Regions from separate parts of the Homo sapiens genome. Here region 1 is linked to region 2. The links are chromatin loops, found by intact Hi-C in ENCODE. Cell type or tissue: heart right ventricle. All regions are shown on one strand. Each heading gives the region's core, and the rest is flanking DNA. Links, peaks and the distances in the headings are about the cores only.

The links. Hi-C counts contacts between places; a loop is a spot of excess contacts. Peaks named below come from ENCODE experiments on the same cell type or tissue, not always from the same donor. Only the 100,000 strongest peaks of a DNase experiment are listed, where the experiment ranks them.
Region 1: a loop joins it to region 2, with 6 times the contacts of the local background. A loop is called at or near these places in 26 of 110 quality-filtered maps.

The regions. Positions count from the first base shown.
Region 1 is chr5:11,261,416-11,277,733 of GRCh38, forward strand. The region is part of intron 9 of CTNND2 (catenin delta 2); the gene reads right to left. Among named protein-coding and RNA genes, the nearest start is that of CTD-2154B17.1, 480 kb to the left of the region's middle. In heart right ventricle, for the core only: a CTCF peak has its summit at 6,041 (motif pointing right); a DNase peak (open chromatin) is centred at 6,034.
Region 2 is chr5:12,016,076-12,032,393 of GRCh38, forward strand. No RefSeq gene overlaps it. Among named protein-coding and RNA genes, the nearest start is that of CTNND2, 120 kb to the left of the region's middle. In heart right ventricle, for the core only: a CTCF peak has its summit at 7,765 (motif pointing left); no DNase peak of the experiment used is centred there.

The DNA.
Region 1 (16,318 bases), core at 4,652-7,151, 760 kb before region 2:
CTACCCAATGTCCTCCCGGGTGCTTTGCAATCGAGACTGACAAATACCCAATTATAAAATCCACCAGCTGAAAAGGCAGTTAACTCTCCAAAGGACAGAGTCACTTAGCATTTTTATTTGGCCTCCATCTCAGACACTAAAGCAGCCTCTCAGTATCCTGCTGAACAAACCAAGGGTCATGTGTTTCTCTAGCTCTGGATGGTGGGATGCCCCGAGGGCAAAACATCCTCGTGTCTCACCCACCCCAAGATGGATATAGGGGATCTTCCACCACTGCAAACCTTGGTCTTTCTAACCTAAGTTAGAATACTATAGTATAACCAACTAGTATTGGTAAATAGGAAAGAAAGGGAGAGCATGAGAAATAATGGATTTTGCAGCTTTTATTTGTGAGTGAATGGGCCCACAATTTTCCCTTCCTGAAAGTCAACTTGAAGTTGAAATAATGGGGTGATACACCGTGAAACAACTCAATGACTACTCAGCCCAGTGGTGTTAGATAAATATTTAAAGTTAAGTATCTCGTGTAGAAAGTCTAAGTTAATCATAAAATCAAGGTGAGTCAAAACATATCTACGCCTTAGTTATTTATTTCATAATTTATCTATTATAGAGATCAAGAGTTTCATAGGCACCTGTTAAAAAAGATAGGAGGCCCCAGGTGGAGTCACTCATGCTAAAGTTCCACGTTACCAATCGAGACGTAAGTTGTTTACGTGTAAGATCTGACCTTCCCAGAAGCCAAGAGAGAAATGATGGCCACATTTCCAAGCAAACCTTTCAAAACAAAACCCAGGAGATTTCACAGTAACTGACCCACCAAAAGGGCCCAGTCAACCTGAGCAACATAATAGGGAAGTCCCCTCTGCTTAAACCCACACCATACTGAAGGTAACCAATGTGCTTTTTGCACTCTGCTGTCTCCTTGTTCCTACTAAAGCTGCCTTACTGAAGACAATTGTTCTGAGATACCTGGTGGAGCTCCATACTATTTTCTAGACTGGATGTTGCCCAGTTCATGAATCATTAATAAAAGCCAATTTGATCTTTGAAACTAAATGTGTTGGCCGGGCGCAGTGGCTCACGCCTGTAATTCCAGCACTTTGGGAGGCCGAGGCGGGTGGATCACGAGGTCAGGAGATCAAGACCATCCTGGCTAACATGGTGAAACCCCGTCTCTACTAAAAATACAAAAAATTAGCTGGGCGTGGTGGCGGGCACCTGTAGTCCCAGCTACTCGGGAGGCTGAAGCAGGAGAATGGCGTGAACCCAGGAGGCAGAGGTTGCAGTGAGTCGAGACCGCACCACTGCACTCCAGCCTGGGTGACAGAGTAAGACTCTGTCTCAAAAAAAAAAAAAAAAAAAAAAAAAAAGAAAGAAAGAAAGAAACGAAATTTGTTGAAATTGTGTTCTTTGCCACACATTTTCCATTCACAGGCTGAACTTCTGATTTCCCTGATCCCCCTAACTCCTTTCAACAACATAGGCTTTTAGAAACTTCAAAAAAGACTTTTCCTGCCGAGAATCGTTTAATTTATTTACATACAGCCTGACATGCTCTAGAACGAATTTCCGATGGCTCTCACAAAAGCATAACATTTCAGAGGTGAAAGAAAACTTGATGCCCACATAAGTGCAACTTTCACCTGAAATGTGACCTTGGATTGCAGAGCCATCATCTGTGTGTATGACAAGAGAACACCTCTTCTAGCTGGCCCACCTCCATTCAAAGATGACTTGATTCTAAATTTTCTTTTTCCATTGACCCAGCATCGATATCTCAACCTGCTTGACTTTATTGCTGACTTCTGAAACCTTTCAAGATAACTAAAAATCTCTTTTGTATAATGGCCCATTTCGTATTTCAAATATGAAATGCATCTCAGTATTTAATTTAAGTGTATTTTAAATAGAGCAACCAAGGAAATGATTAAAGAATACCATAACTCTAGAGTAGAATATTTAAAGCCAGTAAAAATGATGTGTTGAAAGTATACTTAATAACATGCAAAAATGCTCATGAAATGATAGTCAATAAAAAAAGATATAAATCCATATTGGAACTATGATTACAAATGTGTGTGTGCATGTATGTGTGTGTGTGAGTGTGTGTGTGTGAGGTGGAGAAAGAGTGAAGACAGAGGAAAAGAATGAATAAGAAAATTAAGAGAATTTAAAAAGCCTGGGAGAGAATAAACGTGAATAATGTTATCAGTGGTGGCACCATGAACCACTTGTAAAATATATCTTTGTATTTTCCAGTATGAGCCTTGAATTCATGCCTTTACAGTTACTGTGTGTATCTCTGCACTTACACCCACCCTAAACTCTTTACAGTTAATTTCATCAAATACCCAGTATTCCTCAGCTGATGATTTTGAGTCTTTTGTCCTCTACTCTAAACACACTCCAGTTTGTGCATGTGTCTGTTTCTGGAACTGCCAATAACTAGACACAGCGTCCCAGGTGTGGTGTGAATAGCTCAGATGCAGTGGATTAGGGTCTCCTTTGCCCTGGACAAGGTCTTTCTTTCCATGCATTTGAAATCGTCTTCCCTCTGGTGGCACGTCATCTGTAATCTCACGTTCACCTTCGAATCAACTAACATAGATGTTCTTTTAAAACATGTTTTGCTAAGAGCATTCTGATAAGTCTTTATTCTTAGTTCTGGCCATCAGAATGACCAATTAACTGAAATACTTATTTCAATTATTTGGTCTATCTAATATATAGTTTAAAATACAAGGAGAATTGTCAATTTTCCAAAGGATAGTCATTTGATATTATGGGTTGAATTGTGTCCTTCAAAAAGCTATACTGAACTGGCGAATCCAGAACCTGTGAATGTGACTTTATTTGGAAACAGGGTCTTTGCAGATGTAAGTAAGTTATGAGGTCATATTGGATTAGGGTAGGCTGTGGCAGTGGGCATGGCTATGTTCCAATAAAACTTTATTTTCAGAAACAAACAGTGGGCCAAATTTGGCCCATGGGATACAGTTTGCTGATGACTGCTGAAACTGTTTGAGGAAGATAATGGTTTTACTGGGTTCACAGGTGAGGGAAGTGAGGTTGAAAGTTTACAATCTTGTAGAAAAATCACACAGTGAATACAGGGTAGCCCTGGAGTTTCAACTGACACCACATCTCCAGAAGCCGCCGTTGTAATCACTCGGCTACACTATCTTAGAGGCAAGAACAATTCTGCACTTTTGTTAAAAGTGTATTCATTGGCTGGGTGTGGTGGCTCATGCCTATAATACCAGCACTTTGGGAGGGCGAGGCAGGCGGTTGGCCTGAGCTCAGGAGTTCAAGACCAGCCTAGGCAACATGGGGAAACCCTGTCTGTACTAAAAATACAAAAAATTAGCCAGGCATGATGGAGTGTGCCTGTGGTCCCAATTACACAGGAGGCTGAAATGGGAGGATCACTTGAGCCTGGGAGGCGGAGGTTGCAGTGAGCCAAGATTGTGCCACTGCACTCCAGCCTGGGTGACAGAGTAAGACCCCGTCTCATTAAAAAATAAATAAATAAATAGCAAGCTTTTCCAATACCTATATTATCTTGGCAAAAGAACTAGATCAACAAGTTCAAAGCAAAACAAAGACAGGCTAAATTTTATTAAATCAAAAAAACTGCCATAAATTATATATTTTAGAACTATATTATCTTGGCAAAAGAAAGATATCAACAAGTTCGAAGCAAAACAAACACAGGCTAAATTGTATTAAATCAAAAAAACTGCCATAAATGTTCTAAAGAAGTTACATATGTTAGAAGATTCAGGAAATTAAAATTCAGAGTTATTGAACATTAGTGTCTCAAACAATCTGTGTATAGGACTGGAAAAAATAATGTACATGAGAGAACAGAGGAAACAAAAATCTTAGGGAATCAGTGAAAGCTTGATGTACATCTCAAAGTTTCTGGTGGTTTTCCTAGCTGAAAAAACAATTAAAGGGATTTCTTTCAAGTTTCTGGGGCACACAGGAGAAACCATGAGGGTGATGTCCCACAACACAAGCCCTTCTTTTGCAGGATGGTCCCACCCTCTGCAAAGCTCCTCTCCACACTGCAGACGGGCCTTTTACTTGCCCCCAAACCATACTCCTGTATTACTCAGTAGCGTTTTGCTGAATCTTTTATTCCCTTAATACAAAAGTACTCCAAACACTCTAGGAGCGTTTGACTGAGTGTTAAACTGTTCTGCTCAGAAGACATATAGCATTAAGTTGTCCAAAATCAGTTGCAAATCACTCAGCATCACTGTATGTATTCTCTATTTTTTTTTTTTTTTTTTTTTTTTTGAGATGGAGTCTCGCTCTGTAGCCCAGGCTGGAATGCAGTGGTGCAATCTTGGCTCACTGCAACCTCCGCCTCCCAGGTCCCAGTTCAAGCAATACTCCTGCCTCAGCCTCCCGAGTAGATGGGATTACAGGATCGCACCACCATGCTCAGGTAATTTTTTTATTTTTAGTAGAGACTGGGTTTCACCATGTTAGCCAGGCTGGTCTGGAACTCCTGACCTTGTGATCTGCCCACCTCAGCCTCCCAAAGTGCTGGGATTAGAGGTGTGAGCCACCAGGCCTGGTCATCTCTTTCTATTTTTTAAAGTACCTTTCATTTACTGGTTCAGGTAGTTTTGATCCATAAAGACAAAAATCCACATTACTAACAGAATTTAGAGATCTTTAGTTGACAAAATAAAATAACTTTTTCGTCACCTAACTACAGCATGATGTTGATGCCTCTCAGATCCTTCAAATTAATAACTCAGACTCAAAAGGTATTGCTACCACTTGGGCTTTGTTTGAATTCTAAGTAAAAATAATTTATTTCCCAGAATACAGCTTTAGTTGAGCATGGCAAAATCACACTGGGCCAATGGATTCTCGCCTCATTTCCATAATTATCATAAATACACACAAAAGCATAAATAAAGAATAAGGAATTAACTTCACAAATATACTTGGAACAAGACATAAAGCTGCAGAGTGTCACCACATTTAACTCTCTGCTGTAATAAGTGCCACAGACAAATAGAGTTAAATGGGTTAATTAGTCACCAGTGGCCATTTTAATTGCAGTATTGAAAATCAGGCACAAATGCTAGAAGAATTCTCATTACAGGGTTACCTGGGCTTTCATGGGAGGGTTCGCTTGGGAGAGCGGCATCTCTAAAACATTGTGGAACTGATTACATCTCTTCCTCCCCTTTACCTTTCATAATTAGCTGTACACTATTAAGTTAATGCACATTTATCTACAACAATTCAATTCAGACTGCAAGAGAGAATCTTTCTAGTCTATAATTACACTCCAGCTTAATTAGCATAATTTCCACTGCACATATTTTAATAAAGAAGCTGCCATTATGGGTTGGCTTCAGAAGTGGAAACTCTTCCAGGGAGATACAAATGCTTCCTACTCTCGAACTGCCACAAATGCAAAGAGACGACCTAAAGCTGACTTTCTTTTTTGAGACGGAGTCCAACTCTGTTGCCCAGGCTGGAGTGCAATGGCGCGATCTCAGCTCACTGCAACCTCCATCTCCAGGGTTCAAGCAATTCTCCTGCCTCAGCCTCCCGAGTAGCTGGGACTACAGGCGCCCGCCACCACGCCCGGCTAATTTTTGTATTTTTAGTAGAGATGGGTTTTCGCCATGTTGGCCAGTCTGGCCTCGAACTTCTGACCTCAGGTAATCCACCCACCTCGGCCTCCCAAAGTGCTGGAATTACAGGCGTGAGCCACCGTGCCCGACCTGAAGCTGACTTTCCATGAGACAGTACTGTTGGGAAGGGCATGCTTCTGCAGGAGGGGACCTGATGGATTCTCCCCACGTGGAGCTAACGGCTAATCCTCAGTGATGGCTGATGGCTGGTGATGGGTGATTTGGCAATTGGGCTACGTGGTGATGGGGTTTGACCTCATCAGTCTGTAAATGTCTCATCTGAGAGGCTTGAAAAACATTTCTACAGTTTATTTTGGATCTGCCTCTCCAGGGGAAAGCCATTTGAGTGCCTGCAATCCAGCCACCACTAGATGTCACCAGTCATTAACTGGGACACAGATAAATGAGCCCTTTAAGATATTTTTATTAACTTGAAAGACCTAAGCAACTGGTTGTCTTTTCTGCAACTCCCTTGTGTGGGGGCCTGTTAACAACGAGGGAACCAATCTATTTGCCCAGCCCTGAAATGGCAAATGCCCACCGTGTGATTTAAAAGGACTGCACACACTTTGCAAATGTTAGAAACCTGTCCTGATAATAACCAGAATTGTCTGATATAAAGGAAAATCTTCAGTTCTAGTAGCTCATTATATTTTGCACAAACATCTGGCTATTCAAATAAAGTTCGCAAAAAAGATTTTGCCAGTGGCATTAATGTTCTTACTAGATCCCTTAGAGAGAAGAATGAGAGGCATTTTGCCTCCTCTGAATTTCCTGATGTTGAACGTGAAGTCATAGTATGATGCACAAGAAGATGGGCTTTGAAAAAGAGTAGGAAATCATCGCTGTCATCCAGAAAAACTTTAATGAGAAAACTAGAAAGGAGGCAGATGGAACAAACCAATGATTGTTGCGAAGTCCCAAAAAACTGTTTCAAATCCAAAAGTGGCAATGGTAGAAGGTGTGATTCTACCAATGGTTGAAGAGACCTTGAAAGAAGTAGGGGTTTTTAGAGATGCTAGACACCAGCATCATTTCTGGAAAATCCAGGTAGGTGCCATGAGGCACGGAACATGTGTCAAACATTTCCTTTTCCACATGGATATTTAAAAATGTAAACATTTTTAAAAACCTATTTTGAGTGAGTTTAAATAGTAATTTCAGTAAGGTATCTTCTCAGTCACCAAAGATTCGATTTAAAAATAATGCAACAGCCCAGGCACGGTAGCTCATGCCTGCAATCCCAGCACTTTGGGAGGCTGAGGTGGGCAGATCACTTGAGGCCAAGAGTTCAAGATCAGCCTAGACAACATGGTGAAACCTCATCTCTACTAAAAAGTACAAAAAATTAGCTGGGCGTGGTGGCATGCACCTGCAGTCTCAGCTACTCAGTGTTGGGGGCTGAGGCACGAGAATTGCTTGAACTTGACCTGAGAGGTGGAGGTTGCAGTGAGCCAAGATCATGCCACTGCACTCCAGCCTGGGTAGCCTGGGTGATGGAGTAAGACTCTGATACACACAAAAGAAAAAATAACATAAAAATAACATAGCAAATATATATATAAAGTACTATCACACTATAATGGTGTAATGGATTAAAAAATGATGTAATGAAGACTCATTTATGCCATCACAATCTGCATTTTTTTACCACAACACTAACCATTTAGAGCTCATGTGCCTGCAGACAGTTACTTAAATTTGTACTTATGTCTTCAAAATTACGGGTAATTTTTTTTCTTTTAAAACAAGATGTTCATTGCAGGGAGCAATGTGCACACTGACCCTTTTAAACTCTGCCACTGTTGCAAAGGTTTTCAGTAGGATTCTCATAGCGGTCTGAAGAGATAGGGAATGTTAGTTAACAAAACTGAACTGTCCTCATTTCAACCATGCATAAATGCTCACTCTGTTCCTTTTACCGAAACTTTTCCTTTAGAAATACAACAACACAGCTAAGAGCATGGCCTCTGGAGGCTACCTGCCTTGGCTTGAGTCCAGCTTCTCTGCTTACTGACTGTGAGACTGTGGGCAAGCTACATTAGCTCCCCGGGATTTAGTTTGCTCAGCTGTAAAATGGAAAAATAACAGCAGCCAGCTTATAGAAGTGAAGAGGAATGAATGGGGGAAAGCGAGGCAGTGCGCTTTGAACAGCGCTTACCCCAAGCTAGTGATACTGAATCACTCATCTTTATTTGCTCCTTAGCCTTCAAAAATGTAAGAAAACAGCTTTATAACACTTTGGGGCCCTTGATCTGCAAAACTTCTCTTTGAAATCTATTCTCGTTTATTATAATAGAAATGCTAGAAAATAGTTTCCTCTGATTTATTGATCTTACCAAAATAGATACAGTCTTTAAAAACAGCACACTGTCTCTTCACTTCAGAAGGATCTAGATTTCAGGCTACATTTGCATTGTATTCATACCTAATATTCAACTGGACCACAGCACGTATTTAACTCATTGTACTGTAATGGGGTTGAATGAACTGACATAGATTGCTATGTTTAATATAAAGAAATCAGTGCTTCTGGCTCCACAAAGACCACATGAATAGGAAGTTCACAATAGATGGTTGGCATAAATGTCAATATTCACAAAAAAGGTGCCTCTCTTTGAAACTGCTGCCAGAGTTCCTCTCCAGACTTGTACTTTGGACCCCTGCAGAATGATTTTTACAGGAGTAAAATCCCTCCCCCCTCAGAATATGCAGGACATCATCTGTATTTACTTCAATATAACATAAACCAAAAGGCAGACCTGGTCAGAAAGTTAGATGCTTCTCTAGAAAAATTATGCTAGTGATTGAAAACGAAAAAAACACGGAGCCTTGAATTGCAGGATTATGTCAACCCTGGAAATATTAATCACATGACAATTATTTTTCAAAAATTTACACATGTATAAAACAACATTCACAAACATTGTATTTCACCAATTCTTAACTTCAAATGGGAAACAAAACTTTGTGGCAAACTTCAGTTAAATTTGTGTCTAAATCCTCAATGTTGAGTCCACTTCCCATGAATACTGAAATTTACTAGAATTAGTTCCTTGTAGAAGAACTTCCCCAAAGTGGGGCTGTTTTTATTTTTATTTCACTCACAAAATGTGTGAGCATGTTAGGATTTTTCCCTTTACATTATTTCTTAAGTTCTAACACGTAACACACACACACATATATAATATATGTATAGTTATATAGTTATATAGTTTATATAACCAGAGACAGACACATTAAGCAATGCATTTATATGTAATTAATATACATTGGCTAATAAGTATTGGTGAAATACCACACATAACAACTATGTAACTTGTCAGGAACATGATTGTGTTTCTATAAGCCTATTAGGATACATTCAAAGGAAAACAATGTGGTAAAAAAAAAAAAAAAATCCATTCACTGTAATATTTAGCCTGTGGGAATTTTCATGCTTTTGCAGTGTCAGATTTCTGTCTGAATTAATTTTTATTCAACAGGGAGACAATAGATTATGAAATGCTCATAAAAAATACAGGATCCCTGCTTCAACACATGGTACCATGAGAAGCAGCATTAGAAAGGATCAAGCTCTTTTCTCCCTAAATCAGTGTTCAGCATTATACTTCTAGGCTATGTCTCTTAATACTTCCTTTGGTTGGCATTATTGGATTACTGCAACCCAATCTTTAGCCTTATTATTGCAAGAAAGCTTAAAATAGCAGATAAAAAACCTTCAATAACCAGCAGATAGAAAAAGCTAACCAAATAATAGTTAGTTCATGTGAATGCCACGTGGAACCAAACATGAAAGTATTTATTGAAATTAGATTGTATGAAGAAACATACTAATTAGCATCCTTTAGCATTTGGCAATAAAATACAAACTAGGAAAATAAAAGGAACATGTTAATCATTAATGTCACTATGACTTTAGTTCTATTTTAAAAAATGTTTAAATAATGAGCCACAATATAAAATAATTACATGTCAAGTCAATTCACATACACCCAACACACACCTATGTATATGCATAATTAAGTGAAGAACAAGTTATCCTCGCAAAGGTAGATGCATTTGAATAGGTCCTATTCTTTTCTAGTCTGTTCTGTTCTATTCCATTACATTATTATTCTACAAACACTGTTCATGACCAATAAACGTATTTTACCACCCACTAATGGATCACAACCTGTAGTTAAAAAATGACTATCAAACATATGTGCATTTATAAATTAATGTATGAGAACTAGATAATCATGCATACTCATATCACATAAAGTATTGCATATACAATATTAACAGTTTGGCAATTTGGGTAACACTTAGCTTTAAAAGCTAAAACTAAACCAAGGGAAAAAAGAGCTTTCTTTCATGATTTTAATTTTATTTAAATTCCTGGTTTATTGGGTATTTCCTTTCTTCCCTTCCTCCAAATATATGGTCCGCTTTTCAAAGATGTGTGCATGTGATGAGGATGATAGCAATGTTGAGAATATCGCCCCCTGCCACCTGGACAGTAATCTCAATTGTCAGAATGGGTCCCACTGCCATTATGACATACTTCATATTCAGATAAAGAGGGAATGATGGGCTTAGATGATACGCTGCAAAGGATTATGTTGTACCTTTAAATATCTCATATCATCTGCAAATTTGGCTCCAATTACCAAGTGGGTCCTCACCAAGGACTGGCTGAATGAGAAATGAGTGGGAGGTTGAAATGGGGATGTCTGGGAGCGGGTGTGGGGGAAGGTTTCATTCTAAGATATGCTTCATCTCACTTAACATAAGGAGAAAACAACTTTTACTGGGTAGGATACAAATTGTGCATCTTAAGCTACAATTCCCAAACTGTTTTGGGAATTGTACAAATGAAAATATAAATGAAGTATAATATAAATATAGATAAGCTGTTTTGGGAATAATACAAATAAAAATATAAAAATGTTTTATAAAATGTTATAAAAATATTTCCTTTTACAAGTATAATTTCCATGTTTCTAAAAAAATACAGTCCATTATTTCTTAAAATACCAATTCCTGACAAATAAACAGAGAGTTTAGATAATTTTTACACCAAAATTTGTGGATTAATTCAGAAAACAATTATAGCAACGTGAGATTATTTTTGTGATAGAATTCTGTCCTTTCTTCATCTGATCGCTCACCATCTACTGTGAAACACACCACTCTATAGCCACTCAGATTATTTTATATCCATCAATTATGATATATTCATTAGTCTTAAACAGCTAGAGGCATTTGACAACATTCTTCCTGTGTCAGAGTCTAGGAAATTTTTTTTGAATATATTATTTTAGGAAAGATAAATGTTTCTAAATCAGTGTTTGACATGTATTTTGAATCAAGACCCACAATAAAAACCTTAGATCCACCCATGCCACACTCACAAGTCTGACTCTTTCCTAAAATGCCAAACAAAACCCAATTTTTCCTTACTATGGTTATTATAATTTATTCCATCCTATTCAATCCCCTAAATACTGGTGAAAACGCTCTGAACTGATTTTACAACTCCATCGTAGGTGGTCCCCAGGTGGAAAACAAAATTGTGCTAATCCAATCAGGTCATGGACTCCTGAACTGCAGTACAACTATGCCATAAAAATATCATCATCAAATTCTCATTTGCACTACTTAGACTCAAGGGGCAAAGGGCGACTTTACTAAAATATATTAGGGCAAAGTATCTACTTTTATAATTCAGAGAAAGACATTAGAATTTTATCCACGAGTATATAAAATTAATGATATATTAGAGTAGGGGTCAAAATCTGGCCCATGGGACAAATCTGGACCACCTCCTTTTATTGTACAACCTGTAAGCTAAAAGGTTTCTACAGTTGCACATTTATAATCTGTCTGATGACAGGGAACACTAACTTTGAAGACCAGCTAGGCATTCTCACAAAAAATAATCCCATTCTTACTGGCAGACCTGTATTACAAAACATTATTAATATTGATATTATGAATTGTTTTTGAATTTCATTAATAATAGTTTTGTGAAAATGTGTTTTCTCTCCTGTTATATAATTATCTACATATAATATTTTCAATTTTGCCTCTTGGCCCACGAAGCCTAGAATATTTGCCATCTGGCCCTTCACAGAACATTTGCTGACCCAAGTATTTGAGCTGCATGAAAAATAATTGTTATAATTATTATTATATGTACCTGTCAAATCAGAGAGTGATCTGGTTCTCAACCTCAACACACCCTGAGTCTCAAGTGGACACATGGGGAATACGCACATCAGGTGTGTAACTGGCTAAGTGTATGAGTCACGCTGCCTTCAGTGAGCCAGATGCAAAACCGTCCCCTTGGTTATAGGGAGAAGTGTCTCGCTGAAGAGCAGTCCCTCTCTTCAGTCAAGGAAACTCAGATGCCTTCATTAAAAATAACTTTGCATTTATTTTATTAAGTGCCATAAGCTTGAAGGAAAATTGGGCTTTTCGGTCACTGAAATTTCTTTTCACTTAATTCCTTCCATATCATGGGACCGTGTGCAGCTCTGCAGCGGGAGACATTGTACTTAATAAGCATTGCAGGGAGATGAGCTGTTCCCGTCTCCTTGCAACAGCAACTGCATTTTGCATAACTGACACTTATCGCCCAGATAAATGGTATTATTGGGCAACCTCATGTTTATTGCACTTGGGAAATTCACATTTGTTTCTAGGTTGACATGAAGCAGCGTAGGTTAGCTCCCTCTGTGTATATTTTCCACTAGAAGAAAAAAGTTGTGCGCCATCCTGATACACAGTAAGTTTTCCTAAAAAGATGTTTTGCTCTTTGAGATATTAAGATTTTAAAGTTTAGCACTGGAAAAACACAATTTGAATGAATATATAGATTTCCTGGGGCGGCCAGGGAGGGGACGGGTATTTATGCCTTCGCTTTTCATTTTTCCCATGTTTTATTTCGACTGCTCCTGCTTCATGCTCTCCTTGTCTCCTGCTCTCATAAAGACTTCTCTTCAGAACACGCTGAACTGAAAACCTTAAACAACAGTCCACGCCGCCAACATTCATCACTTGTTCTCATTCTAACTAGGGGCTGAGCCAAGGTACTTTCTATTGGCGTAATCCCTGACAGTTGTACTCATCCTAGAAGTAATATTTTACAACTTTATGAAAATCTTACTTTTCATGACATGTGTTCATCAAAGCCTCATTTCTTAAAGACTTTGGGCTTAAGAATGCATAGAGGTTTCTATGACTGCTTTGGGTGCTGATGAAATATCTTTGGCCATATGCCTATTTCAGCAATAACTAATAACTTTTTCATATGAAAGGACCATCTTATTAAATCCTCATTTCACATGAACACAGAATGGTAAACAACCTGTCTCAGCAAAAATGTGAGACAAGCCCAAGATAGAAAAAAAATGTTCAATATCACATTGAAAACACATTTGGGAGAGTAATTAGAAAATAAAACAAATAAAACAATTTTCACAGAAAGTTGATTTTGCTTTCGTTTTTTTTTTTTTTAAAAAGGCAACACCAAAACACAAAACACTTAAAAATTTTCCTGGAGCAAGATTTAATCTATTGGAAATAGATTATAAAACAATCAAGTCTAACAATTAATTATCTTCTCCGTGCATAAGATATTATAGTTTATTTTTGCTTGCTAACCGCTAATGAAAACAATGTTTTTAATCTAAGCAAAGGTTTATTGTTGTTATTGTTGTTGTTGGAACAAAGAACTGTTTTCCAAGGAAAAAGAGTGAGGCAGGTCTAGAACTACCGATCTACAAGAAAGTTCTAAAAATATATTAAATATTTCTTTGTCATTAATGAACATTCTAAAAATCTTTCTGTTGCAAGAAAAACAGTAAATCTGGGACTTAACTGGTACTTGGTCTTCCTAGGGTGTTTCACCAATGTTACTAACATAATTACGGGTATAGAGTTGGTAGGAAGCTGGAGGAGATGATTCAAATTCTCTCCATAGATAAACTTATGCAGGTTAATGCGTGGGTGGGAACAAGTGTCCTCAATAGGCCTTGCAAAGTGCCAGGCACCATTACAAGCGATTTATGTATAAATCACTTTATTTAATTCTCACACAATGCTATGGGGTAGCGGCTACTAATGCCAGCACTTTACAGATGGGGAAACTGAGTCACAAAGACACAAGTAAGTGGTCCAAGGTCACATAGCTAACAAGCAGCAGAGGCAGGATTCAAACCCAGAGCATCTGGTGCCTCCTAATCCCTGCTCAGAATCAACAACTGGTAAGCAGTGATGTCATGACTGGAAGCCAGCTCTCCCAGCTTTTGCTCCAACTGTCCTGATAGCAGCCAGTGAGGTGAGCACTGAGAGAGAAGGATGGAACAGAAGACATCTGGGTTCAAATTCTGCCCCGTGGATTCCCAGCTGGCCCACTGATGTACACATCTGCTTCTTAGTCTCTTCCACAATAAGAGGGGTAAGATCCTATCCACCACTCTGAGTTGCTCTGTTAATGAATGAGGTCCCCATTGCAAGAGCAATTTTAATTAAGGAGATGCTTAGTAAACATCACTTCTCTCTCTTACACTACACATATTCTCTCCCTTAAACCTTTCTCAGTTCCCTGCTTATTTATAAACTCCTACAGCCTTATATTCAAGGGAAGCAAGACTTTGAAACAGCTAGAATTAAAGTTTGACATGACTTCAAATTAATCAGGATTCTATTTTGTGCCAATCCATGGGGGAAGGTACTGAGTAGAATGTGTTTCTTCAAAAGACATTTTACTAATTGTGTTTTCTAGATGATTTAATGCCAGCCAGAGAAACATACAATTTGTAGATTGCTGAATACCTGATTTTAATTCCCAAGTCATTCAATACTTGCACATGATCTAAAAAATACAATTAAAACATGGTCTTAGTTGTTTCTTAGAAATTCAAAACAACCTTATTTCTTTATATAATTAAGTGATGTGACTTTTCCAGAACACAAATAATGATGTATTGATTTAAAACAAATAAATCATACATCTCAAATTACAAAACTATAGTTTTTGTAGACCTCAGTGAGGACGTGACATTCGAGAAAATGTCTCCCTGGCTTCTGACATGAGAGGAGACAGGAGCAGGGGATGTGGCTTGAAGATGGTGGCCACTTAGTAAGCTCAGGATATACATATGTGTGCATCATTGCAATACAGATGATAATCAAAGCCTTGAGTCTGGATGAAGGAGGGAAATAGATGAAGATGGGCAGAGAACAGATGTGAGCACTGTGTCTGGGGCATCCCCAAATCAGCCACTCCTCCTTGAAGCACTCTCTTCTGAAAACCCAACTCTCCTGGTTTCCTCCTACTTCCCAGGCCCCTTCTTGATCTCTTTCCACAATTCTCCCTCATTGCTTGATTTCTAAGTGATGGCAGCCCTGGGGCTCATCCTGGTCCTCTTCTCTTCTTTACCTTCACTCACTCCCATGGTATTCCCATCCAGTCTCACGACTTTAACTAGACTAGGGTATAGTGCATAGTGGGTTGCAAAGTGGCCCCCAAAAAGATACATCCAAGTGCTAATACCCAGTATCTGTTAATGTGACCTTATTTGAAAGCAGTGCGTTTGCAAATGTAATTGAGTTTAAGGATCTCAAGAGGAAATCATCCTGGATTCAGGGTGGGCACAAAATCCAATGACTGGTGTCCTTATAAGAAGAGAAAGGAGAAAGAGATTCGTGACATGAGCACACACAGAGAGGAAGGCCACGTGAAGATGGAGGTGGAGATTGGAGTGGTGAGGCCACAAACCAAGGAAAGCCAGGGGCCACTGGAAACTAAAAGAACCCAGAAAGGATTATCCCCTAGAGCTTTCCAAGGGCGTGGGCCTGCTGATTTCTCGATTTTAGACCTCTGGCCTCCAGAACTGTGAAAGAATACATTTCTGTTGTTTTAAACCACATATTTAGTAGTAATTGGTCACAGCAAAGCCCAAGGAAACTAATCCACTATATTTTTGAAGAGAAAAAGAAACGCATCTAATGAAAATTCTCCCTTACTATGTAGAACAGCTTGAAAATCATTCCCCCTTGCCTTTTTTTTTCTTTCCTAGAGCAGTGAGAGAAAATATTTTTAAAATAATCTTCACAGAATAGAGGATACAACTCAATAGAAGTTTTGGTTCTTAAATATTATCTAAGAAAATGTAAGCTTTTGAAACTCTCCCTTTTACTGAGAACAACAGAAATTACAGATTTTTCAAATTTTATAATTCACATCATCAATGAAGATGGAATAATTCTTTAGAAAAAACATTTTGAACTCACTTGTTAATTAAAAAAATAAAATAACTGCAGAACAGCTTAAGTCCCAGAAAGAAACTTCAATGGCCAGTCTTTAAGAGCTGCTTTTGAATAGTATGGGCTGCTCTGGTGCTTTAAGCTTTTTAAAAATATTTATTTATTTATTTATTTATTTATTTATTTATTTATTTATTTATTTTTGAGATGGAGTCTCTCTCTTACCCAGGCTGGAGTGCAGTGGTACGATCTGAACTCACTGCAGCCTCAACCTCCGAGGTTCAAGAGATCCTCCCACCTCAGCCTCCCGAGCAGCTGGAATTACAGATGTGTGCCACCACACTTGGCTAATTTTTGTATTTTTAGTCGAGTCAGGATTTCACCAT
Region 2 (16,318 bases), core at 6,823-9,322:
ACGAGTTTTCAAGCAACATCTGACACTTTCATTCTTGTATGTGATTTGACAATCCAGGCTTATCAGACATCTGAGCAGAATTGTACCGCATGTGAGAGCTATATAAAAACATCATTAAACAAAAAACTTGACAGTTTGTTTTGTATTAAATTCTTTACCTCTCCAATATAGCAGAGGCCTCAGGCAGCTGTTTTATGCACTGAACCCAGCCCTGTGTGGAGGTGACTCACCCAAGCTCAGCTGAGCGGAGTATATTCCTCATGCATTTGGTCCGTCTACATTTGTAAGTTTGGCAAGGGAGTGAGCATTTGTTTTTATCTTCCATATGGCAGGAAAAAAAAAAAAAAAGCAGCAGCAGCAAGCCTGATGAAAGAGGGGATTAAATAAAAGGAGCTGAGATGAGCTGAGATGAGAGGTGGAAAATTAGAAAGGATCCCAGTCCATGCTGATCCCTTCCATGGAGCGGCTGTCTGCCTCCTGCTGAGACCTCCGCCTCCCGCTGAGTCCTGGAGACACCTCTGTCTGCTCTCACAGTTTCCCTGTCCTGATTAGACTAGCTCCAGTGGGAGAACAGAGATCTTTATAGACTGCCCTGGTTGGATTTTCAATTGCATCATAATTAAATTCAATCTCAGACATATGCATTAGAAACGTAGGTTTTTGTTTTTTAAATGACCAGAACCTAGCACATTACTATATACAGGGCAGGCTCTCGCTTTCTCTCGAATATGCATAATATATTAAATATTATTATAGATATTATATTATTTTAATATGTTATGTTATGATAATAGATTATTATTATGAATATTGTATTATTTTCATATATTATAATAATGGAATAACATATATTATTATAGTAATATATTTGTATATGTAACTCAGTAAGTTAAGAATGAACATTTTTATTTTCATTGGCTTCTGTTTCTCGGCCTTCTGAGGGTATCATCAATCATTAACTCTATCCCTAAAGCTTGTAGCCAGGGCAACGTAAAGGGTTCTTTTCATCCTTTTACACTTGTGGCAGCCTTTGTCACACATCGCCTCATTACGTTCACTCTGACCTGTTCTACACCTAAAACCCGGAACTGCTGCCAGTCTCCACAATGGCTCTCCCACCCACAGCTCCCTCTTGCTCGTTGGCTTTGACACAGGGCATCTGTCCCTTGGTCCTACACAGGCTGCGCTCTGGTTTCAGCTCCATCGCCTGCTCTGAGCAAAGAACTCGCTCCTTAACGACTGATAACTGGAACTTAACTCTGAAGCTCCCTAAACTCAGCTGCAGCCAGCTAGCTTCATTTCAGCCCCACCACGAGAACCAGGACAACCTTCTCTTTTTCAAATGAAGTTGGCAAAACCAACACTACTCTACCCACAAGCATGTTGTCAAGATCAAACTGAACAAGTAACTCCATGTGAATATATTTGTTTTAGATAGCATAGCATGTGATATTGGCCTGTATTGTGATACAAGTTTTAATAACACATGCTACCCTGCACAAAGTCAATCCTTTGGTGAAATTTAGTAGAGAGTGATGATTAAATGAAAGTAATGGGTCCATTTAGATCAGAAAATATTAAAATTTTGCCAAAGAAAGAAAAATTTTGCCAAAAAATATGACTATTTTCAAAAAGTTAGATCATGTTTGAAAGTGTAAAAGGTGTTCCCACCACAAGATGTTAATTTTGGCTCCATTCACGGTGAGAAAAACAATGAATCTGACATAACTTTTCTTTCTTAGGTAGTGCTGTTTGTTTCACAGTACCCTGATCTCATCCAGGTGTTTTAAAACTGACATTTTATTTCTGATTTTTTTTTTGTGCATAAGTATAGAAATAAGTTGAGCTTCCTAGAGCATACAGTATCATCTGTTATTTCTTTTTCAACTAAAGTTACAGCACTGACTCATTTATAATTTCCCGGCATTTGGCCCATCTTTAAAATTCTTAAAATTATAGCTAAAAGCCTTGCAGAGACTTTTGCCAACACCTTAAGTATCTTATTAATTGGGTTTGAAAATTATGTCTAGACTGGACATTCAATTCATTCAATTAAAATTAATGAGAATGCATAAGGCTGCTGGTTCAGAGTTGAGTTCTTGCCAACCTATCTCTAACCAAAAGTAAAATATGCTAAATTTTGGACAAAGTCCCTGTCACAATCACCGAATGATCACAGAGTGCTTCATCATTGCCAGTGACTACTCAATACCCCTTTCCACTATTTCTAAAGTTCCCATTGTCCCATGGAATTGATGAAAATCAGTAAACAGTTCTTGGCTGTAGCTTTGACACATAGTGTGGTGTATTTCAGGGTACCATGAAGCCTACGGTTGTTTTGCAGGATTAAATAGTCCTGGGCTGGCTGGAAAGACTTATTTGAAGTTGTGGAAAATAAATGTTTGAAAAAATAATTTTTAAAACCAATATTTACAGAGAAGAATTTTGAAATATTTTTATTTGTCTTATTTGATTTTCTTTAGACTCAAGCTCCACCATTTAGAAATTATTCCTCTGGTTCTAGTTGAAGACATGATTGCATTGGAAAGAAACATATTGAAAGGAAATAATTTAATTCAGACCATTAGTAAACATACTTGTAATATTATTTTATTCTTAGCTATCCAAGTAATAATGATTTTCTACTCCTGTTTGTCATAGCAACAATGTCAATGTGGGTTTCAAGAGTGTATTACATGAATTTAAAATAAGGAAAAACTGTATACCACAATATTCTTCCTCACTGGACTATAAGAAGACTTAGACATTAGGATGGTGTCTTTATATATTTTGATTTCCCTCATAGCTCTATTTCCATACTTTGTATCTGGGTTTCGCCATTCAAATATTGCTCAAATAAATAAAATGAATGACTTGGATTTGAATTTACCATTTTACCTATCAATTAAAGCACACGGTGGTAACTGTATTCCCTTCCATGAAATTTTGAATGTCACAAACTTAAAGTGCATGAAGATAGACATTTAAGACTCTATCTAGTCTTGGAGCTGACTGTATAACCAAAATGGAATAGTATGGTTGCAGTTGGGGAAATGCCATTTATCACATTAGTCTAGAATTCCTTCTGTTCTGAAACAAATACCCAGGCATTATTTTTAGCTTATATATAACTTGCAAAGAGCTGTACTTGGATACCTACCAAATAAAAAATGTTAAGTATAACCATAGAGACATTCTTTCTTATTCTGAAGAATAAAGGCATATCATCAAGGTTAAATAGAATTATGTGGTTTTAAGTAATTATGATTTAATTAGTAGAAACCAGATTTTTAGAACTAGAGGATTTTATTTCTTGGTCCTTTAAAAAATGCTGAAAAAAAGGTATTCCAAATGCTAATCAGTCTTTGTAATGGTTGGTGTAAAATCTGGTGACATAAAAGTGACCTTTGTTCCAGTCCCACCCCCATCCTAATGCACCTGGGCACCTGGAACAAAACACTCAGCTTGTGGTTCTGAGTTTCTTATTGTGAGAAGTAGGAGCCAGATTCTCTAACTTTCTATGGATTGCATTCGATGACTTTTTTGTTCTTATCCAGTTATCATGCTTATTAGCATGATATCATTTTCAACCAGTTAAATTCATTAACAAATGAAGTAAGCATGTACACTTAGCTGGATGAGAAAATGCTCATGATCCACAGCAGTGAGGCTCTTCTATGAGCATTGTTTCATCATCCCCCTTTTAGAATCACCCTCTGCTTCCACCTCCTACAGTATGAATGGGTCATTTAATGCTACCAAATTATTTTCCACTCTCCAAGGATCTGCTTTCTAGCTACCTTCTGTTATCTTTTGAAAATTTTCCATGGAAGTTACCTTCTGTTTGCCACATCATTTTTTCTCCCTAAGTCACCATTCTCTTCTAGATTTCCATGGCATTTGACGCTGTTACACATACAATCCACTGTATGCTTTCCAATACTTCATTATGTTGCGGTTTATCTACCTCTTTCTACTGTTTTAGCAATAAAACAGTCCATAATACCTTTCGTTTTTTAAATGAGACACAATAACCTGAAACTCTTACACAAGTGAATATTTTCCATGATGCTTAAAATGTGTACACCTCCCAATTTTATTTACCCGGCAAAATTTACTGAGCACTTATTCTGAGCTTGCCACTGTACAAGAGATTCTAGACAGAATGATGAGAAAATAGGCACCATCCCTGCCTTTTATGTGGCTTCCAGTCTAGTGGGAAAGACAACAACTGATAAAGTAGGCATATGATAGGTGTTTACTGATAGGTCCTTCTAAGGGAAGAGTCTCAGTTCTATGCCAGCCATCTGAAAGAGCCTGACCTAGCTGTGGGGGGGGGTTCCATTTTAGGTTGAGCAGCAGGATGTGAAAAGGAACTGTGGCAGGAAATATTTAATAACATGGTGTGTTTTAAGAATTGAAAAAAATGTATTTATATATAAAAGAAAAAACCAATAAGTTATGTGTGTATTAAAAATATGATGCTCTGAGTAATTTACTATGTAGCTGAGGTTACCGTGGGATCTGACATCCACCCATCTGTCTGTTGAGAAGACACTTTATACAGATCTCTAAAAATACCCTTGTTGAGGCATTTTCTCATCAAAATAGACATTGTCTCTCTCATATCCCATTAGTTGTGTTGGAAAGAAACATATTGAAAGGACATATCCTAATATGGACCATTAGTAAATATATTTGTAATGTTATTTTACTCTTAGCTATCCAAGTTCTTACGAATATAGACCATTAGAGTAATGAGTTACCAATGGTAGAGCCTTTGGCCTTGCAATTCCACAAATTTCAAATATTTTTATCTATCTATCTATCATCTATCTATATCTATCTATCTATCTATCTATCTATCTATCTATCTATCTATCTATCATCTCAATCAATCATCTATTTATCATATATCATATCTATCTATCATCTCAATCAATCACCCATCTATCTATTTATCATATATCATATCTGTCTATCTATCTTCTATCTATCTATCTATCTGGATATAGTTAGTGTGCTCAATGTGTGTGTGTGTTTAGGAGATTGGAAATTCTAGCATAAACAAGTAGATACATGAACTGATGGACATATGAATTAGGTATGGCTAATATCCCTAGAGCTACTAATAATGTTTAAGCATAGAAGTAGTTCTTCCTCATCAGCTGTGGAAGGCCGTTTTGAACGGGCACTCTGAGGACACAGGAGGAGATGTGGTTGTCTGGGGGAAGAGGCAATGAAAAGAACACTTTTCTTCCTAGAAAGGGCTTCTGAGGAGCACTTTCTCTGAGGAGCACTTTTTCTTTTTCTCTTCCTGAGTCAGAGAGGACTTGGCTCTCAATAATACTCATTGTGGGATGACTCTTCAGAGGGATGCAAGATGCATTGCTTCCTTCAGAGACAACAGTTATGCCATCCATGACCTCTGTTCCTTACAGAACTCCCAGGTAGGAGCTACAACATATACTGTGATTCTGAATATAAATCTCTGTCATATTGGCCAGGGTTTCTCATCAGTAAATTGTTAGTAAAATTTTCCTTCTGCATGAAAATTTGAAACTCACCTATTTAGAAATAAAATTTATCTCAAAAAGAAAAATGTATCTTGGGAGTCTTGTACTTTACAAATATAGTCAACATTATTAGTTCTGACCCACTAAATCAATCCATCAGTATTCAGGCAAAACTCTGAAAAATGTAACCATGATTTTCACAAAGTAAATAAAAATTACAATGGTGTTATAAGTAATGATCTGCTCTCTACAACCTACTGTAAACTTTTCTTTCAAAATGATCTTTCTAAACAATGTCCCCAGATGACAAAGTATGCAATAGAGTTTTTCTTACGCCAGTTTTAATTTCTGTGTATATTCCCAATTAATTATATATCCTAATATTTATGCGGCCCTCTGTCACTTGCAAAGTGCTTTCACACTTTTACGTTTATTATTATCTCATCTCAAATTAACATCACTCTTTGGTAAAAACAAGTGGGTATTATAATTCCAATTTGAGTGGTGAAGAAGAGATTCAAAGAAGTTAATTATTTGCCCAACATCAAATAAAAAGTGATTTGCAGAGCTAATAAGAGTCGTAAGTATTTACTAGTCAACAAACACATCCTGGTCCTTATGACAGGTGTGTCATATACATTCCCCTATAATGCTTGCCTCAGCCTTCGAAGGAAGATAATATTACCTCCAATTAACTATGATCACCAAGTTAACCCAGGTGAGTAAGTAGCGGAATCTAAAATTACAGTGGTGTTACAAATTAAACTAGACTAAACTAAGAGCATTTCACTGTGTGTTATAATATAGTTTTCTCTCATTCAGATTAGCTTTGCTTTTTTCATCTAATAATTTATATCGAGACATTTGTTATCATAGAAAAATTTGGGTACATATTTTTCAAGTCAAAGAATGACATATAAAATAATTTATAGTGGAGACAGTATCTTTTTAAAAAGTAATTCTTTTGAATGGTAATTTTCTATCGGATTACCAAGTTCTTCTCCCTGAAGAGAGCTTTAATAGGAGAGTCGGCATATGGCAATGTTGACTTAGGTGTTGCAACATGAAATAACTGGAAATGTTTAACTCATGTTCATACTTATTTAATTCTTTTAGACATTCCTCTTAGTGAATATTTAGATAATGGAGTAGAGAAGAAATCCTATGGAAACTTTATCATCATCATCAAATATTTATTTCTAAGCACCTCACAAAATAAAGAAGATATAACTTCTTCCTAAACCTATAAATCCGAAAAAGGGGATCTAAAGACTACACATCCAGAACGAAGTATTTTTCAAATAATTAATTAAATTTATGCTTACAAATAAAAAATCAAATAGGTTTAAAGGAATAATTAAAATTAAGAAATATTGGGGAAATATTTGAAGGTAAACTTTCTATCTAAGAGGATATGGGTCAAACTGATGTAATTGACAAATTACCATAGTAATTTTTAGGAGCTGGTTTGATAAGTTTATAGAGTAGAAACAAATGAAGCTATCTATGGTAGAAAAGAGTAGATGTTGTCTTCCTCAAAAAATTACATATTACACATATTACAGTGCCTGCTTTTTTAAAGTAAAGTGCTCAGATGTTGGGGAAAAAAAACCCATTTTTGCTATTGTTTCAGTATCTCTGAAAAGAGATTACTTCAATTTTTGGTGCTAGGATATTGATATTATCATAAGATATAGCACAGTGAACTAAAACTGGCTCATGAATTTGGGATTTTTAATTAAAAGAATGAATCAATCACCGTGGAGATTCAACCAGAGTAAAAGCTTCAAGGAATGGAATTTACATCATCTTAAATTAGGTTATTTTTCAGAGCATTACTCTTTAGGGACGTTACCTACCTTAATTCTAGTAAGCAAGAAGACAATTAAAGGTAATTTATATGTTTTTCTAATATTACTTTTGAATATTAATCCTGAAGAATTATCTAGTCTCTGACTCTCATGTACATTGCTATTTGACTCATTACTTGAAAACACTTGTATAACTCATATTAAACAATATTAGTGTTATCAATGCGGCCACAGCTCTGTAGTTATTGCTTGGCTGTGCGGACATTTTACTTCTCCATATTTCTATTGCCACTTAGTTCCGTTGAATTTGATTGTCTATTTTAAGGAACAAAAATCAACTTACATTAGGTACAGGAGTTAATGGGGTCATTCATTCACAAACTCTCAAAGAACCAAGTAATAAGTTGGTTTCCATATGTAGCACTGCCCTCTACTGGGCAAAGAAAAGTCTGATGTTATTAATGGTTTTCTAATTTCAGTACTTAAAGGCAGCTTAGTAGAAAATACTGATAGAGATATTCGAATTGAACTACCCTGATAGTTTTTTAAGGTGAAGAGCCTGATTATTATTATAGAATATGAGAATCTTAACATTTTGTAAAGACATTTTACTTCCTTTTCCTCTTGTTTTGATTAAACATGATCTTTGATTTGACCTTAGATTCTTTCGAAGCTTCAACATATGAAAAATATGGTATATTGTACTATAAACTAGTAATGTAATAATGAAATTAAAGTCAATTTGGCATTAATTCAAGGGTTTTTTATTTGAATTTGCTCTTGGTAGACATAAACAAGTATCTTTATTTTTAAAATTGTTTATAATTTATTTTGTTTATAACTTTATATTGATAATCAGTTTATATTTGGATGATAATATTTGGATGTTTGCTTTAAGGTATACCTTATGTAGGATATCAACAAGAGACTGTGAAGTGTTATCTTTTCTCATTTTCTCCTTACTCTGTTACAACGTAGGGCAGGGGTTTTAGGAAATCACACCATAACCAGACTCTGTTAATTACCGTAAAAGACAAAAGTTCAATACAAGTTTTTAGTGTGCTCATAAACATAAAATCTAAGTAATGTTGAATAACATTGGAAAACATGATTAGTTACATCAGCAAATGTAAACAGTTTGGATCAAACTGGGTAATACAATCAGCATTAGATGTCAGAACTCACGGAGATGGCAAAAACACACACACAATATTTTTCCGCATTGTTTCCATGATTTGAAATCTAATGAAGCTCACATCTTTTAAAATTTTGCATGTCATATTAATATTTGTCTCAGCCAAACTTTTACAAGATACAGAATGACAGAAGACTCGATATTATTCCCTTACAGGTATCTGTAATGATATTACATGTATTTGTCGGGGAAGAAACAAACTTTTAAGAATCAGCTGAATTAAGGTAGAATTTACACCCATCTGTGAAAACAGAGGATACATTGAAGACATTTGCCAGTTAGGCCGGGTGTGGTGGCTCAAGCCTGTAATCCCAGCACTTTGGGAGGCAGAAGGATCACTTGAGGTCAGGAGTTTGAGACCAGCCTGGCCAACATGGTGAAACCTCATCTCATTCTCAAAAATTAGCTGTGTGTGGTGGCGCACACCTGTAATTCCAGCTACTTGGGAGACTGTGGCAGGAAAATCGCTTGAACCCTGGAGGCAGAGGTTGCAGTGAGCCGAGATTGTGCCACTGCACTCCAGCCTGGGCAACAGAACGAGACTCCATCTCAAAAAAATAAATAAATAAAGTAAAGATATTCACCAGGTGGGAGCAAAGGGGATATCAGATGGCAGGGCCAACATTCTTCTCTGAAAATACTTTTTGTTGACTCTTTTTGACTAAAATATTACTCTAACCTGAAAGTGGAAGGTAATAGACACCTTTCAGTGAGGATTTTTTTCAGAAAGATTTACCAACAATTTTTTGCATAATGATGATCCAAAAGCCATATTTTTCAGTAGAACTATATTTATAAGAATTCTAAAGAGAATGAAATATTAATGGTGTCTATTTCTTTTAAAAGTGATATGGCTGGTAGGGATGCAGTAAATGCCTTGAAGTTGTACCGCCCAAAATGCCTTAAATCCTATTACTGAGCATTCTTGGGGCTATTGTGAACACTTACCTGACTTTCAATGCACATTCTAAGAATAAAAGCATCCATCATGACATTACCCCATCCAATATCCTTGATGGTTTTCTGTCATATATTGGTTAAAATCTAAAATCCCCCTTATTGGCATGAGACCCTGCAGATCTTACCTCTCTTTTCTCCTAAGCTTGATATCCACTATGCATGGCAGGTGTACCTACACAGTCACTCACATCCAGTGAACAAACCATATCAAACTCTTCTATTTCTCTAAAACAGAAATTCTTCATAGTACACAGAGAAGACATGAAAAGAATCTCATTGATCTACAATATAATGAATAGAAGATACTTAAAATGTTGTCTTCACAATCACTAACTTAAATTTAGTGGTTCTTTCCTTTATGAATGTAAGCAGACAACCATCATAAGAAGTACTTGATTCGCACAGATCACACAACCAAAAAAAAAGAAGTCCTTGCGACTTTCTCACCAATAGAAATTATCTCTATTTTTATAATATTTTGTACTTGTTGCAGATACTCAAATTGTCATTAACTGATGATTACTTTAAAATTATAGTAGGTATAAGAGCTAACATTAGAGCTATCCTAATAATCAGTAATTAAGCATAAATTTCATTACACATTTTGTAATGATTAGATAATTGTGCTTATAACTTTTTTGTCATCATATTTTTAACGTTATGGCTTATTTAGTCAATTTATAATTAATGTAATTATCAATATATACATTTTATTCTTCTATTTGCTTTCTATTTAATTTTTTAAAAATCATTTTTCTAATTTCTTGCCTTCTTTGTATTAATCAAACATATTTTTGTCATTTTCCCTACAATTATGTCAATTAAACATGATTTTAGTATTCTTTTAATAGTTACCTTGGAGATTACAATTTATGTCATTGACTTACACAGTCTATGACAAATTATTTCTTTACATGTGAAAAAACTCTAAGGAACTAAATATCACATTGATAATAACATCTCAAAAAATAAATACAGAACAAATCCAAGTAAGTTTTGAACGGCCTGTGTCTTCAGTCATATATACCTTCAATGGAATACAAACTAAAGATAAAAAGAAACAAACAGAAAATGTGGACTTTATTTAGGGAATTTTTGTTGTTCGTGTCATGAAAGTTCTAATTCTAAAATGACTTGATGTGTACAGTAGAATTAAGCAAATGAATAACTGTGTAAATATTTGGGAACCAGAGTTTTTTTCTGTGAGAGAAGAGCTTATGTATATGGACTGAGGAAAAGAGAGGGAGATCCTGGTGATGAATTGCACCAAAGTTTTGTTTTTGTTGTTTAACCATAATTTTCTAATTGTTAGGGTGAAGTGACAGTCATCCTAGATTTGTTCATCCTATGTATTAGTTTGTTTTCACACTGCTATGAAGAACTATCTAAGACTGGGTAATTTATAAACTAAAGAGGTTTAATGACTCACAATTCCACATGGCCGGGGAGGCCTCAGGATACTTATAATCATGGCAGAAAGCAAAGGGTAAGCAAGGCATATCTTACATGCTGGTGAGCGGTGGGGGGAAGTGTCACACTTCTAAACCATCAGCTCTACTGAGAACTCACTCACTACATGAGAACAGCATGGGGGAAACTGGCCCCATGATCCAATCACCTCCCACCAGGTCCCTCCCTTGACACATGGAGATTACAATTTGAGATGAGATTTGGGTGGGGACACAGAGCCAAACTCTATAATTCTGTCCCTGGCCCCTCCCAAATCTCATTTTTTTTTCACATTTCAAAACTAATCATGCTTTCCCAGCAGTCTCCCAAAGTCTCAACTCATTCTAGCATTAACTCAAAAGGTCAAGTCCAAAGTCTTATCTGAGACAAGGCAAGTCCCTTCTGCCTATAAACCTGTGAAACAAAAAGCAAATTAGTTACTTCCAAGATTAAATGTGGGTACAGGCGTTAGGTAAATACTTCCATTCCAAATGGGAGAAATTGGCTGAAACAAAGGGGCCACAAGGCTTCATGCAAGCCCCAAACCTGACAGGGTAGTCATTTAATCTTAAAGCTCTAAAGTAACATCTTTTGACTCCATGTTTCACAACCAGGGCAAGAGATGGGTTTGAATGGCCTTAGGCAACATCACTGCTGTGGCTCTGCAGAGTACAGCTCCTGCAACGTCTTTTGGGGGCTGGCATTGAGTGCCTGAGGCTTTTCCAGGCACAAGGTCCAAGGTGTCAGTGGTTTTACCCATTCTGGGGTCTGGAGGATGGTGGCCCTCTTCTCACAGCTCCACTAGGCAGTGCCCCAGTGGAGACTTTTTGTGGGGGCTCCAACCCCACATTCCCCCTTTGCATTAAGGTTCTCCATGAGGGCTCCACTCCTGCAACAGACTTCTGCCTAGACATCCAGGCATTTTCATACATCCTCTGAAATACAGGCTGAGACTTCCAAAGCCCAACTCTTGTGTTCTGTGTACAGGCTCAACATCACATGGAAGCCATGAGTGCTTGGGGCTTGTACCCTCTGAAGCAATGGCCCAAGCTGTACCTTGGCCGCTTTTACCCGTGGCTGGAGCTGGAGCAGCTAGGAAACAGGGCACCATATTCCAAGGCTGCACAGAGCAGCAGGGCCCTGGGCCTAGCTCATGAAACCATTTTTCCCTTCTAGGTCTCTGGGCCTGTGATTGGAGGGGTTGCCATGAAGATGCCAGAAATGCCCTGGAGACATTTTCCCCATTATCTTGGCTATCAACATACATCTCCTCATTACTTATGCAAATTTCTGCAGCTGATAGTTTGAATTTCTCTTCAGAAAATGGGATTTTCTTTACTACTGCATGGTCAGGCTGCAAATTTTCCAAACTTTTTTATTATGCTTCCCTTTTAAACATAAGTTCCAATTTCAGATTATCTCTTTGTGAATGAATATGGCTGTACACTTTTAGAAAGAGCCAGGTCATCTATTGAATGCTTTGCTGCTTAGAAAGCTCTTCTGCCAGATACCCTAAATCATAACTCTCAAGTACAAAGTTCCACAGATCTCTAGGCAGGGGCAAAATGCCTTCAGTTTCTTTGCTAAAGCATGGCAAGAGTGACCTTTGCTCCAGTTCCCAAGAAGTTCCTCATCTCCATCTGATACTATCTCAGCCTGGAGTTCATTGTCCATATCACTATTAGCATTTTGGTCAAAATCATTCAACAAGTCTCTAGGAAGTTCCAAACTTTCCCACATCTTCCTATATTTTTCTGAACCCTGCAAATGATTTCAACCTCTGCCCATTGCCCAGTTCCAAAGTCACTTCCACATTTTTAGGTTATCTTATAGCCGTGGCCTACTCTGCTGGTACCAATTTTCTATATTAGTCCATTTTCACCCTGCTATAAAAAACTACCTGAGACTGAGTAACTGACAAACAAAAGAGGTTTAATTGACTCACAGTTCTTTATGGCTGGGGAGACCCCAGGACACTTATAATCATGGCAGAAGGTGAAGGGGAAGCAAGGTACATCTTACATGTCCATAGGAGAGAGAGAGAGAAAGAGAGAGGGGGAGTACCACACATTTAAACTATCAGATCTCATGAGAACTCACTGACTATCATGAGAACAGCATGGGGGAAACCAACCCCTAAATCCAATCACCTCCCACCAAGTGCCTCCCTTGACATGTGGGATTACAATTTGTGATGATATTTGGGTATGACACAGAGCCAAGCCATATCATTCTAGGCAGAAGAAGTTTCTCAAAAAGATGATGTTGAAAACCTTGTTGTCAACCTTGAATGAAAGAAAGTCCTAATGGGGCAGAAATGAAAAGGGAAGCTGCACACCAAGTGGGAGCTGCACCATGGCCATCATAAGGATTTTGTATCTAGGTAAAGCTCCTAGAGCTGCTGGCTGCGAAGTTATTATTCAAGAAGTACATGACAGAAAATCCTTGGTTGTGCACAAGGGAGGGAGCTTAAAATAAGATCCTTGCCTAATGGTGGGTGCGTCAAAGTGCTGTCCTGCTCCATAGATAAGAAGACAAGAGGAACTACATACTGACACTGGAAAGTGGTTGGGATGGCTGCCACCAAAAAAATTCTTGGATGAATGGATGGAAAAGCCAACTTCCAGAACTACAAAACTCTAGGTGTGAGTTGCTGTGCATAAAATTAACATAAAATAAGTGAAAAGACCAGTGAAACTTCATGGCTCTGAAATGGGGAAAACAGACCCTAGAAGAGACATATTTGCCTCCCCATAAACAAATTAACAAACAAATAAATGTATCTCTTTTTTTTAGATGGAGTCTAGCTCTGTCACCCAGGCTGGAGTGCAGTGGCACGATCTCGGCTCACTGCAACCTCTGCCTCCTGGGTTCAAGCGATTCTCCTGCCTCAGCCTCCCAAGTAGCTGAGATTACAGGTGCCCGCCACCATGCCCAGCTAATTTTTTCTTTTTATTTTTAGTAGAGATGGGGTTTCACTGTGTTGGCCAGGCTGGTCTTGAAATCCTGACCTCGTGATCCACCCACCTCGGCTTCCTAAAGTGCTGGGATTACAAGCGTGAGCCACTGCACATGACCAAATAAACATATCTTATATAGTTTGTATATGTTGGTCAAACCTCATGTTCATATATAATCCCCAATATTGGAAGTGGGGCCCGGAGGGAGGTGATTTGAACATGGTGGTGGATTTCTCATGAATGGTTTAGCACCATCCACCTTGGTTCTCTCCTTACAATAGTGAGTGACTTCTCATGAGATCTGGCTCTTTAAAAGTGTGGCACTCCCACTCTCCTGCTCCTGCTTTCACCATGTGAAATTTCTGCTCCTGTTTCACTTTCCAGCATGAGTGAAAGCTTCCTGAGGCTTTCTCAGAAGCAGATGCTGCTATGCTTCCTGTGCAGCCTGCAGAACCATGAGCCAATTAAACTTCTTTTCATATAAATTACCCAGTTTCAGATATTTCTTTATAGAAATGCAAGAATGGCCTGACACAGAAAATTGGTACTGAGGAGTAAGGCGTTAATATAAAGATACCTGAAAATGTGGAAACAGCTTTGGAACTTGGTAATGGGTAGAAGTTGAAAGAGTTTGGAGGGCTCAGAAGACTAGAAGATGAGGGAAAGTTTGGAACTTCTTAGAGACTGGTTAAATTGTTGTGACTATAATGCTGATAGTGATATAAACAGTGCAGTCCAGGCTGACAAGGTTTCAGATAGAAATGAGGAACTTTTTGGGAACTACAGCAAAGGTCACCCATGTTGTGCCTTAGCAAAGAGGTTGGCTGCATTCTGTTCATGCCCTGGGGCTCTGTGGAAGCTAGAACTAAAGAGTGTTAATTTAGTTCAGAGATGAGAGAAAGAAGGAGATAAGAGGAAATCATGTGGGAGTAAAGAAATGACCTAAGGTTCAAACTTATATTTAAAAGGGAAGTAGAGTGCAAACGTTTAGAGAATTTGCAGCCTTACAATGTGGCAGAGAAAGGAAAAACTTTTATAGGAGAGAAATTCAAGCAGGCTGTGGAGCAACCACTTGCTAGAGAAATTTGCATAACTCAAAGGGAGCCCAATGCTGATAGCCAAGAAAATGGGAGGAAGGCCTCAAAGGCATTTTAGAGACCTTCATGGCAGCCCCTTCCACCATAGGCCCAGAGGCCTAGGAGGAAAGAATGGTTTTATTGGCCAGGCCCAGGTCCCTACTACCCTGTGCAGCCTCTGGAAGCTGCTCCCCACATCCCAGCCACTTTGGCTCCAGCCTCAGCTCAAAGGGCCCCGGATACAGCTTGGGCTGCTGCTTCAGAGGGTGCAAGCCTTATATAAGCCTTGGCAGCTTCTATGTGGTGTTAAGCCTTAGGTGCACAGAGTGCAAGAGTGAAAAACGCTAGCAGCCCCTGCCTAGATTTCAGAGGATGTGTGAGAAAGCCTGAGTGCCCATGCGGAAGCTTGCTACAGGGGTGGAGTCATGACGTTGAACCTCTACTCAGGCAGTGCCAAGGGGAAATGTGGGGTTGGAACCTCCATGCATAGTCCCCACTGGGGTACAGCCTCATAGAGCTGTGGGAAGGGGGCCACCATTTTCCAGACCCTATAATGGTAGATTATACAGCTTGTTCCCTGTGCCTGGAAAAGCCACAGACACTCAACAACTTGTGAGAGCAGCTTCACGCACTAAAACTTGCAAAGTCAGAGGGATAGAGCTACCCAAGGCCTTGGGAGCCCACTAGTGTGCCCAGTATGTGGACATGAAGTCAAAGGAGATTATTTTGGAACTTTAAGTTTACTGACTGTCTTGCTGGGTTTTGAACTTGCATGAAGCCCATAGACCCCTTTTGGCCAATTTCTTCCTTTTTAAAATTTTAATTTAATTTAATTTAATTTTTTTTTTTTTGAGATGGAGTTTCACTCTTTCATTCAGGCTGGAGTACAGTGGCTCCATCTTGGCTCACTGCAACGTCTGCCTCCTGGGTTCAAGCAATTCTCCTGCCTCAGCTTCCTGAGTAGCTGGGATTACAGGCGCCCACCACCACACCCAGCTAATTTTTTTTTTTTTTTTTTTCATTTTTCAGTAGAGATGAGGTTTCACCATGTTGGCCAGGCTGGTCTCAAACTCCTGACCTCAAGTGATCCTCCCACCTCCCAAAGTGCTGGGATTACAAGTGTGAGCCACCATGCCTGGCCCAATTTCTCCCTTTTGTAATGGGAATATTTACACAATACCTATACCCCATTGTATATTGGCAGTAAATAACTTTTTAAAAAAATTTTACATACTCATAAGTGGAAGAAAGTCATTTCCAGATAAGACTTTGGATTTGGGACTTGGACATTTTGAGTTAATGCTGGAATGAGTTAAGACTTTGGGAGGACTATCGAGAAGGGATCATTGTA